2 separate regions of the Homo sapiens genome follow, and region 1 is linked to region 2. The links are chromatin contacts, found by Hi-C or POLR2A ChIA-PET in ENCODE. All regions are on one chromosome and are shown on one strand. The core of a region is the stretch at or near the end of the contact, and the rest is flanking DNA. Distances in the headings are between cores, read along the strand shown. Region 1 holds the start of DIXDC1 (DIX domain containing 1). Region 2 holds the start of PPP2R1B (protein phosphatase 2 scaffold subunit Abeta).

Region 1 (5,014 bases), core at 1,940-4,439, 170 kb before region 2:
AAACACTTGCAGAAATCCATATTGGCACATTTACAACATTCATAGGACAACACCAATATCAAGCAGCAGAGAAAACAAATAGCTTTGAGGCAGATGCAGATTGGGGAGATTGTGATCTATAGGAAGCCTGGCCAAGCCATAGGAAATGGGGGATGACAGCCAGGGTGGCAGTAGCCAAAACCTGTGGATAATTTGCCATCCAAATTAACCATGCCATTCAAAGGCATTGCATTGAAAGCACTGACAAGGATCAATTCCGTGAGTTATTTGCCAGACATGTTGAGGCCAGGGCTCTGTGTAGGAAATGCGGTAAGAGAAAACTCTGTCATGCATGGCTATACATAGTGGCAAAGGATTGAGAACAGAAGCCAACAGTGGGTAGAGGGAAGCCAGGATTCAGAGGGCAGGGTTTCTCTCTGCTGCAGGGTTCCCTTATAATTAACCAATTAAGGCCAAAGCTCCATTCCCTGTGGCAGTTTTCTCTGCCATAGAGAATGAGGTCACAGCCCTAACTACACAGACCTATAAGGCATCTGGGTGATGAAGAATAGCTTTAGATGTACTTGGATCATTCCCAGGAGGTGACTGGATACATGTGTGGTATTTGTAGACTCAGTAGGAATTCTCAGAAGAATTAAAGCGTATTCTGACACTAGCTTTTAAATCACTGTTTACATCCTTATCTCAAGGACTCTAAAAAAATAAATTGATATTACTGGATCGATTAAGCAACCCTGGAGGCTGGAATAGGTCAAATAGGGCCCCATGGACTCTAAAATAACCAATTACACTATTATTCAGTAGCACTAAATGTAATATTGTATGTAAAATGAATTATTTAATATAGAATGTGAAAGAATTATTTAAACTGTAAGGAACCATTCAAATTTAACATATTACTGTCATTGTTATTTAGATGATGTCAATTTTTCAGAGAAATCAAAAGTACTCATTGGCTGTCAGAGTTCAAATCTAACAGAGAGGAACAGACGTACACTAGCTTGTGGAGGGGATGGAGGGAAGTTTACAGAATGGGTAGAAAAATCAAATATCAGAGAAGGAAAAGAGGCACTACTGCATTATTCTAGGGATCAATTAATTAAAAAGTTATGCATCTGTTGTTTTTATGAAGATTCCATTACCACCACAAAAAGACCACTCTCCCATTCCCCTTTTCCCTTATGCCCTTATGTTTTTCAAGAATTGGAGGTCAGGGGATATTTATGGAAGCACCAAAGCATGAAACACACGGCCAAGCCTCTTAGTTTAGGTGGCTCTTCAGTCGAAAGGTTTCGAAGTGAAAATGAGCAGAAAACTAAGATTAGGACCAGCTCTGTGCTGGTTTCCTCCTCTTAAACAGACAGTGGGACCATCAAGAGCTGAGTTTTGTTGTTGTTGTTAAGTTGGGGCAGGAGGTATAAGACAACTAAAAGAGCTTCTGCCACAGTTGGTGAATGAGTCAGACTTACGCAGCTAAAGACCAGGGGCAGCCCAAAGGCAGAGAGTGAGAAAAGAGGAACCAGAATATTGGAATCACTCAGAGGTAGGCTTCCCGGCTCTTCTGTGTTTCAACTCTTAGACTACAGCTCTTTGTTAACAATCCCCTTACGTGTGTTCAGACAGGAAGGATGCAAAGATGAGGTGCCCTGCAGTGCAGACAGGATGCAAGCTCCGCCCTTCAGTGAAGGTTGTGACACCCCTTGGCCAAAGGAAAATTCCAACTCGGTTAGGTTGGGACAGCATTTCTGCAGTTTTCCTCTGTGTTAGGAACAACGCTAGGGCACGGGGGCCAGACCAGGGGAGGGTTCTGTGGCAGGTCAGGCTGCAGAGCTTCTTAATTAGAAACAGGAATTAAGGAAGGAGTCTGTAGTGCAGCTGGAGAAATAAAATCTTATACACGAATTCATGAGAATGGTTATTTCTGGAGAAAAGGCTGGAATGGGTGGGGGGAGCCAAAGGCACTTCAGTCTTGCCTATCAAATGCTCATATTTAAGAAGACAATGTATTCATATGTTGAGTAAAAACTGATTTTAAAAATCTTAAATTTCAGAGAGTCACAGAGAGAAGAAAGAGAGAGATGGAAGGAAAAGGAGCGAGAGAGAAATGAAGAAAGACACAACTAACAGCCTAGGTTTCCCTGGATGCTGGGCTAAGACAACCCGCAAGAGTAGGGCTTAGCTGCAGTCGAAGACGTATGGAGCAAATCTTGAGGGGGAAGCATCCCAAACCAGAATTTCCTGGGTCACAAGAAAAGCAAATGCAATAAACAGAATTGTAAGAGAAACAAGTGGGGAGGAAATGACCCCTTGTCGGCCCTAGCCCATCTTGCCTGTCAGAGTGAGGCCCCAGTTCCTCTGCTCTCACATGGACCGGTGCACGCGCTGGCTCCCTGGACCCAGGACCCAGGTCCCCTCTCGCTCAGTAGCTCCTCTCAGACAACCATGTCCTTGATTGCAGAGAAATCTACTGCCCCGCACTCAGAAAGAGATTCAGACATGAAGAGGGCACTTCACATGGACCATCTACAGTCCCCTGCCCTCTCAAACTTTCTACCAATGCAGTACCACTCCACCCTCCCTTGGCTCCGCTGGTTAGCTCCTGATATAGATGAGCACTTTTGCCAAATATCCAGGGATTCCCTGAGGATTTCCTTGGAGAGAGAAGCTCTAGGGAGGATGGAGACCCCCTCTTCTGGAAGGAGGTGATTTCTGAATTTGTGGTCCTGTCCTCTTGGGCTCAGGTAAGCTACCAGGGAAGGTCATGGCCCAGCTTAGCTGTGGGCAGGCAGCCCTTCTGATTTCTCCTGGTTCACCCATCTGCACCGTAAGTACCACCTTAGCCCCTTTGGGGTTCTGGGGGCGATTTGCTCTGGGGTCCCCAAAGGATGGAGGAGGAGGAGGACCCCTTCCGGAGACTGGGCGGGAGACGCTGGGGGAGGGGAGCTGAGGAGTGGGAGGAGCAGGACAGTTACCTCATTGAAGCCCTCCTGCAGGACGTCCAGTAAGTTCCCTCGGGTCAGGCAGGCTAGCATTGTTCCTGCTGGGGGCTCCCCGGGCGGGGTCTCCAGCCCGGCGGCCGCCGCCGCCTCCTCCTCCTCCCTCTGCACACAAAGGCTCTCGGCTCAGCTCATTGGGATCCCTCCGGAGTCCCGCATGCCACTTACTGGAAACCTAGACTGGAGCCAAACTAGCGGCTTGCACTGGGCATGCTCGCACGGGGGCCTCCGCTGGAGGGGCCCGGCGCGGTCGCGGTTCCTATGGAAACAACTGGGCGCGCACTAGGTTGAGCGGCGCTGCCGGGCTGCCCCCAGCCCCGCTTTCCTGCGGGAAAGCCGCACGGCCAGGCGGGCTGGCGAGGGCGCGCGCTGCACGCCCGCACGCACGCGCACACCCCCCCCCCGCCCGGGCCGCAGCACGGGCGTGTGTGCGTGCGCTACACACACACACACTCACACGGCTTTTAGGCAAACGTGCTGCTGTATGTGCGCGCTGTGTGCATACACACACACACACACATACACACATACACACATACACACACACACGTTGACAAACAGGCGGCCCGGCTGGCGTATGCATGCGCTTGCAGCCGCGCGCGCGCACACACACACCAGGCTTGCAGGCGGGTGTGCCCGTGGGGAGGGTGCGCAACACACACACACACACACACACACACACACACACACTGCTAACTTAAGGCCACAAACGGCCCACCAGAAGGTGGGTGGGAAAGGGAGTGAATCATAGGATTTTCCCCCAGACTAACCGAAAACAGCAACCTTTTTCCACATGGGCCCTGGACAGTGAGGTCAAGCTAAAGAAGAGGAAGCAGAAGGGAAAGAAATAAGAAAGAGAAAGAGCAGAGGAAGAAAGGGGGAAAAGAGGATAAAAAGAACTTTAGTTATTGATGGTATCAGAACACATTCAATAGAACAGTGCTAAACATCACGCAGGATCGCAACAGAAACATCAAGGATGACCAAGCCTTTTCCAAAATTTTCCTATTTCATTCTTTATAAAATAACTGCTAAAATATACAACCCATATTTTAATGTGTTTTAAAATAAATGGGCTTTAATTAAAATAAAGACTGCAAAAATGTCCTGGTGCATTTGAAAGAGGTAAAAAGCTTCCTCAAGTGAAACAGAAAGCTATTCTAGGCTGTTTCTAGCTATTCAAGTCATAGCCTTGATTATTTATTTTTAGGAATACTAGTCATTTGCAACTCAGTGCAAACTCTTGTTTCTATAGGAAAACTCGAAGCTGAAAAAACATTCATTTTACATTCCACCTCGTGATCCCAGATGGAGAGGAAGGGTTTACAGAGCATTAGGGCTCAGAGAAGGTCAGGGCCTTGTCCAAGGACGCAGCCAATCAGTGACAGGCAGCTCAAGGATCTAGGAGTCTACACTTATGATTTTCTGGAAGACCCAGATTCCTCCTCAAATCCTGATTAGTACCTTAGCCAGAAAAGTCAGTAATGGCTCTTATTCAACCTAATGACCTCTTCAGGTCCTTAGAGAAAAAGAAAATCCACCAAGAGCAGCCAGGCTAGCAATATCTTGTCTGAATGTCTAAAGCTGCTAAACACAAAGATGTTTCTGAAAAAGAACACATCTCCCTGACCACAACAGGCAGGGGGCAGAGGGCCAGCACAGGTGTTGAGTGGCAGCTGCTGGTTGAATGTAGTGGGTTCAATTCTGGCTAATGCTGGGGAAAAGCTAAGACACCAAATCATTCTAAACCTGAGCAGCCCACAAGTCCAAAGACCACTGTCCTTCATAATCTAGCTGAGGAATTTAACTGCCAAGAACTCCCTTTGACACTACCACACTTCGTGGTGTAACACCCCCGGAGAGTCACTAACCCATGTCAATTCAACAAGTTCCTTTATAAAGAGAAGCATGAAATTTCCAACAGCACAGACTTGCATGCAATACATCTACGTGCATAATGATGCAAAACCAAAGTACCTACTTGGTGGATCCCTGGGTAGAGGATCCTGATTGGTTGA
Region 2 (5,110 bases), core at 350-2,849:
TGGTTGTAAGGTGGTCACCCAAATAATTCAGAATATGCTTATACAAATCTAAAAAATATGAAAATGAAAATAAAATTAAAACCCTAGAGAATACATTCGCAGACATAATTTGAGAAAAACTGTTCAGGTCTGCTGGTTCCCAAACTTTCATTACTATCAAAGGCTCTAGCTATTGTGCTTACTTCCAAGAACCCCATTTATTTATTTATTTATTTATTTATTTATTTATTTATTTATTCATTATTTCATTCATTCATTCAAAGGCTCTATTGTGCTTACTTCCAAGAACGCTATTTATTTATTTATTTATTTTAGAGACGGGGTCTCACTCTGCCGCCCAGATTGGAGTACAGTGGTGCGATCCTGGCTCACTGCAACCTCTGCCTCCCGGGCTCAAGCGATTCTCATGTCAGCCTCCCGAGTAGCTGGGACTACAGGCTCCCGTCACCAGCCCAGCTAATTTTTGTATTTTTTAGTGGAGACAGGGTTTCACCAAGTTGGCCAGGCTGGTCTCGAACTCCTGGCCTCAAGTGATCCGCCCGCCTCGGCCTCAGAATCCCATGTTTTAAAAAAGTTTGTCTCCTACACTGCATTTATAGTTTTATTAATCAGGCACATAGAATTACCATTTCGGAGCTTGTGATCACCATATGTAGTTATCACTCCAAGCTGCTTAAATTCCAGTCTAAAACAAACAAAACATTCTAATTATTCTGTGCTACCCTGACAGGGGTAAGTGAAAACTTTCCATTCAGGTTTGTAAGAACGAGCTCCCAGACCTCCACCTCTTCCCCTTGCTGCCTCTGAGGACTCTTGGAGGTCTAGGGAGGCCAGTTTGGGTTTTCTTGCTCAAGAAAGTAGCCACCCCACCCAATTTGGAAGGATTAAAGCTTGTCCTAGTTTTGCTTCATTGTTGTACTTCTAGCATGCTAAAGAGCTAAAAAATGGGAGGAAGAAAATACAACAGAAGGCACCATTCCAGTACCAAACTGAAAAGAAACACAAAAACAAGAGAGCAGCATGTTTTTAACAGCTTGCGTGGAAAAAATATTGACTGGGGAGTTTGGACAGCACTGTTCATTTTCTCTCACCGCCCGCGTTATTTGTCTTACGGAGCAGGAGCCAGATACCATTCTGGAGAAAGAGCCGCGGGAAGAGGTGGAGGGGTTCTGTGGAAGTTTGAGTCTGAGCGGAGAAATTAGGGCTGGAGATCCAGTGGCTCAGGGCCAGGAAGAAGTCAGGGGAGGTGCTAAAGCCTTTTTCCTCCTGGCCTCGGGCACTCTCTTTGGTCCGCCTGAGTCTTAAGAGGGCACAGCGCAGATCATTCAGGTAGGTTCCTGGCTCCTTCAGACTACAACGAGCTGGATGAATCCCTGTCCCTGTTTCTTTCGGCTGGGGAAAGGACGCAGGGGTTCCATTCGCTTTCTTAGCCCACCCGTCTTCTTGAGTTCAGACCTACAACTCCTGCAGTGGGGGTCAGAAGGGAGCCTTAATCATCGGGACAGAAACGCGGCTCCCCAACTTCGGCTAAACCAGCGTGGCGGCCTTCGTCCCTACTGCCTGGGCGCGGGGCGGGGCCTGGGCGCGGGGCGGGAGGCGGTGACCAGCAGCAGGAGGAGAAAGAACATGGCGGGCGCATCAGAGCTCGGGACCGGCCCAGGAGCAGCGGGTGGAGATGGAGATGATTCGCTATACCCGATCGCGGTTTTAATCGACGAGCTCCGCAATGAAGACGTGCAGGTACTGGACTGAGGCCGGGGACCCGAGGCGAGACCGGCTGGTCGCGTGGTAGAGAAGGGGGAAGGCCTGCGTCGCGGTGGGGGTGGCCGAGGTACTGAATGAGTCGGACTCGTAGCAGAAACTTGAAGGGGAGGCGGGGAATGCTCCGCGAGGGGCTGTGGTGACACGCCCCGACCCTCCCGGGTACCTCTCTAGTAACCTTGCTTCGGACCCCCTGAGGCGTCCGCCCGGAGCCTTGCCCTTCCCGGGCGGTTGTCGGGGAACCCGCTTCCCGCCTGGGCGCCCCATCCGGGCCGTGAGGTGGCCGCGTCTCTTGGGCGAGGGAGCAGGAGAAGCGCGGTGCCAGGCCGAGACGGGGCTGGAGCGGCTGAGGGGCGCAGGATGCCCAGAAGCCCTTTGAAGTGCCCCTGGATCCCTTCATCTCGGCTTGGAACTGGCTCGGCTTGTTGGGTAGAAAGCGGGGGTGGGATGGCCGATTAATCTGGACGAGTAGTGTATCCGCTCTGTGGGAACTTTTCTTTGAAACCACAGGTGTTGTATTCAACCGTTTCACCTGCTTCACCACTGCCAAAGTGCTCTCTTTTTAAAATTATCTTACTTCCTAGGTGTTGTATTGTCTTTCCTTCATTTCTCTTCCGGTCCCTTCTGAGTGTTTCTCCTGGGAAATCCTCCGCCGGCTAGTGAGGCCGAGTTACACTTCTTTTTGGAAGTCCTTATGAGCTTCCTTAACAGTAAAATCTAAATGAAAGGTTATCTTCATTCTTACCCCTGTGTCATAATTTCACCTGTTAGCACCTTTTGTCTTTTGATCTAAATTCAGCCGTTTCTTTACATTGTTCTTCTTTCTACTTTCTTTTCTGAAGCTCCGACTCAACAGTATTAAGAAGTTATCAACAATTGCCCTAGCACTTGGAGTAGAAAGGACCCGAAGTGAATTGTTGCCATTTCTTACAGGTATGTGAATCTTTGTTTAAAGAAAGGTAGGGACATTCCATTTTCCAGTAGCTTTCAACACTGACTTTTTTAGAGTTTATTACCCACATTAAAATGAGCCAGGTGTTTTTTGTGCAAAAGAAACAGAACAGAGTATATTGTTAGTTGTGGCTAGATATATTCAAACATCAACCATTTAGCTATTGAAAGTAATTGATACGGGAGTATGAATTTCTAATTCGTTGTGCAAAGCAGATACAGGAAGACGGTTGAGAAGAAAGAAAATGCTGTTAGGATTTTGACTGGGTCACCTTCCTGGTCGCATAGTGAATCTGTTCCTAGTTTTGTGTCAGTGTCCAGCTGTGGGAGAGCTATCCATGTTGATGAGTCCTGTTGTTGTCACTTCCAGATACAATTTATGATGAAGATGAGGTACTATTAGCTCTTGCTGAGCAGCTGGGAAATTTCACTGGCCTAGTGGGAGGTCCTGACTTTGCCCACTGTCTGCTGGTGAGTATTTATAAGCTGCCTACCCTCCTTCTACAACTTTTGCAGTATAAATGATACATTGTTTGGTGATAGACACACTGCAGCATTTTTTATGCAGATCTTTTTATGGGCAGATAGTCATAATGTTAGTCATTGAGAGAATAAGTACTGTAGGCACTTTGCACTCAACTCCTTTTTTTTTTTTCTGTAAATAAGAGAACTTCGTCCTCCTTTTCTGCGTCTGTAGACTTATTAGTTTAGATGTAGGGAGAAAAAGGGTTTGATTGTTTTTATGGTTCCCCCGCGCGATGGTGGAAGTTTTAATTCTCACCTAGCAGCATTTTGTCTTTGTCAGTTTAACTTTTGCTTCTGACTTTGTGAGTTTGATGAATTTAGTTCAATTTAATTGACATTTATTGAGAGTCTACTTTATCAGACACATCATAGTTTACAATGTTAATGTTGAAGAAGACCAATGTGAGGGGGCTTGGTGGCACAAGCCTGTAGTACCAGCTACTCAGGAGGCTGAGACTGGAGGATCACTTGAGCCCAGGAGTTTGAATCCAGCCTGGGCAACATAGTGAGACCCCCATCTCTTAAAAAAAAAAAAAGACCACCAAAATGAATCTAATGAGGTCACTGCCTTTATGTGTCAGCAAATAATTACCGTGCAGTCGTAAATGGAAAGATATAAGTACCCACAAAATACCCACGTAATAGAAGGGAGAAAGGGATTCACTCCGGGTGATCAGGGAAGACCTTGGGAGATGATGTCTGAACTAGGTTTTAAAGGATGACCAGGAATTCAACAGTTGGACAAGGTAGGGGTGTATGTGTCAGAGCTTTGAATACTGGGTATGTAATACTGATTCTTGTGATTTCTGTCTCTAGTTCTGACTTTTCCATGGAACTCCTGAGGTAGATTGATTAATAGATAAGTATGAATATATATATATAGAGAGAGAGAGAGAGAGAGAGTTTTTTTTCTGTCTATGTATATAGGCCTATGCTTTTTTCTACTTGTATGTCAAACAGGTATTTCAAACTTAACATACCCAAAACAAAACTTAGCTTTATCCCCCAAATACACCTCTCATTTAGTTGTTCCACTTCAGTAAATGGTATCACTATCTTCCCACTTGCACAAGCCAAAACCTAGAATGTATTCTTGAATCCTCTGTGCCTTGTTCCACACATCTAATCCATTAGTAATTCCTATAGAGTCTACGTATATTTCAAATAAGTCCACTTTCTTCCATCCCTCCTATTACCAGCCTAGTCCAGACTGTCATCTTTCCTCTAGATTGCTGTAGTAGCTTCCTAGCAATGCTTTCCACTCTTGCCTCTCACCCGACTCTTACAGTTCACATCACCCAGCAGATGGCTCACTCTCTGCTATAGCTCTTAGAAAATCCAAATTCTGTACCTTAGCTTACAAGGCTTTTTATGACCCGCCTCTGTAGGATTATCATATGCCCAGTGGTACTGCATGAGAAGAGGTGACAGTAGGCAGGGAACAGACTGCAAAAGGCCTTGATAACCTCTTCCATTCACATTGGTCATCTTTCTGTTTTTTGAACTAACCAAGCTCATTATTCCCTTAGGACCTTTGCCCTAGGTCTTCCCTCTAATGAAAAGCTCTTTCAAGCTTTCTGTGGCTGGCTCCTTGTCATTCAGGGATCAACTTCAATGCATCTCCTCAGGGAGGTTTTCCCCAACCACTCAACTTAAAATAGCCTCACAGTCATCCCTTACTACATCATCCTACTCCTTTTTTCTATAGAGTACTCATCACCATCTACTTATTTTCTTGATTGATTGTTGTCTTACTCCATTAGAATGTAAATGCCACTAGAGTGAGGAACCTTGTCTGCCTTGTTTCTTCTGTGTCCTCAATGCTAGAATATACCAATAATAATGTATTGAAAAAATGAGTTTCAGAGGCTTG

Evidence for each region. Hi-C counts contacts between places; a loop is a spot of excess contacts on that map. ChIA-PET counts read pairs that join two places held with the same protein, here RNA polymerase II (POLR2A). Pooled maps may share reads with other maps.
Region 1: a loop to region 2 is called in a map of naive thymus-derived CD4-positive, alpha-beta T cell, with 2.8 times the contacts of the local background. The contact joins the promoter of DIXDC1 here to the promoter of PPP2R1B in region 2. A Hi-C loop is called at or near these places in 7 of 168 maps with a recorded cell type or tissue (B cell, CD14-positive monocyte, CD4-positive, alpha-beta T cell and 3 more), 9 of 37 single-sample maps with no recorded cell type and 17 of 50 pooled maps. POLR2A ChIA-PET finds 5 or more read pairs at or near these places in 11 of 52 experiments (CD4-positive, alpha-beta T cell, CD4-positive, alpha-beta memory T cell, HCT116 and 6 more).

What each region holds. Positions count from the first base shown.
Region 1 is chr11:111,935,518-111,940,531 of GRCh38, reverse strand. It overlaps DIXDC1 (DIX domain containing 1), which reads right to left and starts at 3,189. Exons shown (of 20, transcript NM_001037954.4): 1 at 2,973-3,189. The coding sequence starts at 3,032. RefSeq lists a silencer at 3,313-3,412.
Region 2 is chr11:111,762,878-111,767,987 of GRCh38, reverse strand. PPP2R1B (protein phosphatase 2 scaffold subunit Abeta) reads left to right here and starts at 1,599. Exons shown (of 15, transcript NM_002716.5): 1 at 1,599-1,740; 2 at 2,604-2,694; 3 at 3,083-3,183. The coding sequence starts at 1,627. RefSeq lists enhancers at 1,534-1,583, 1,604-1,783, 1,670-2,573.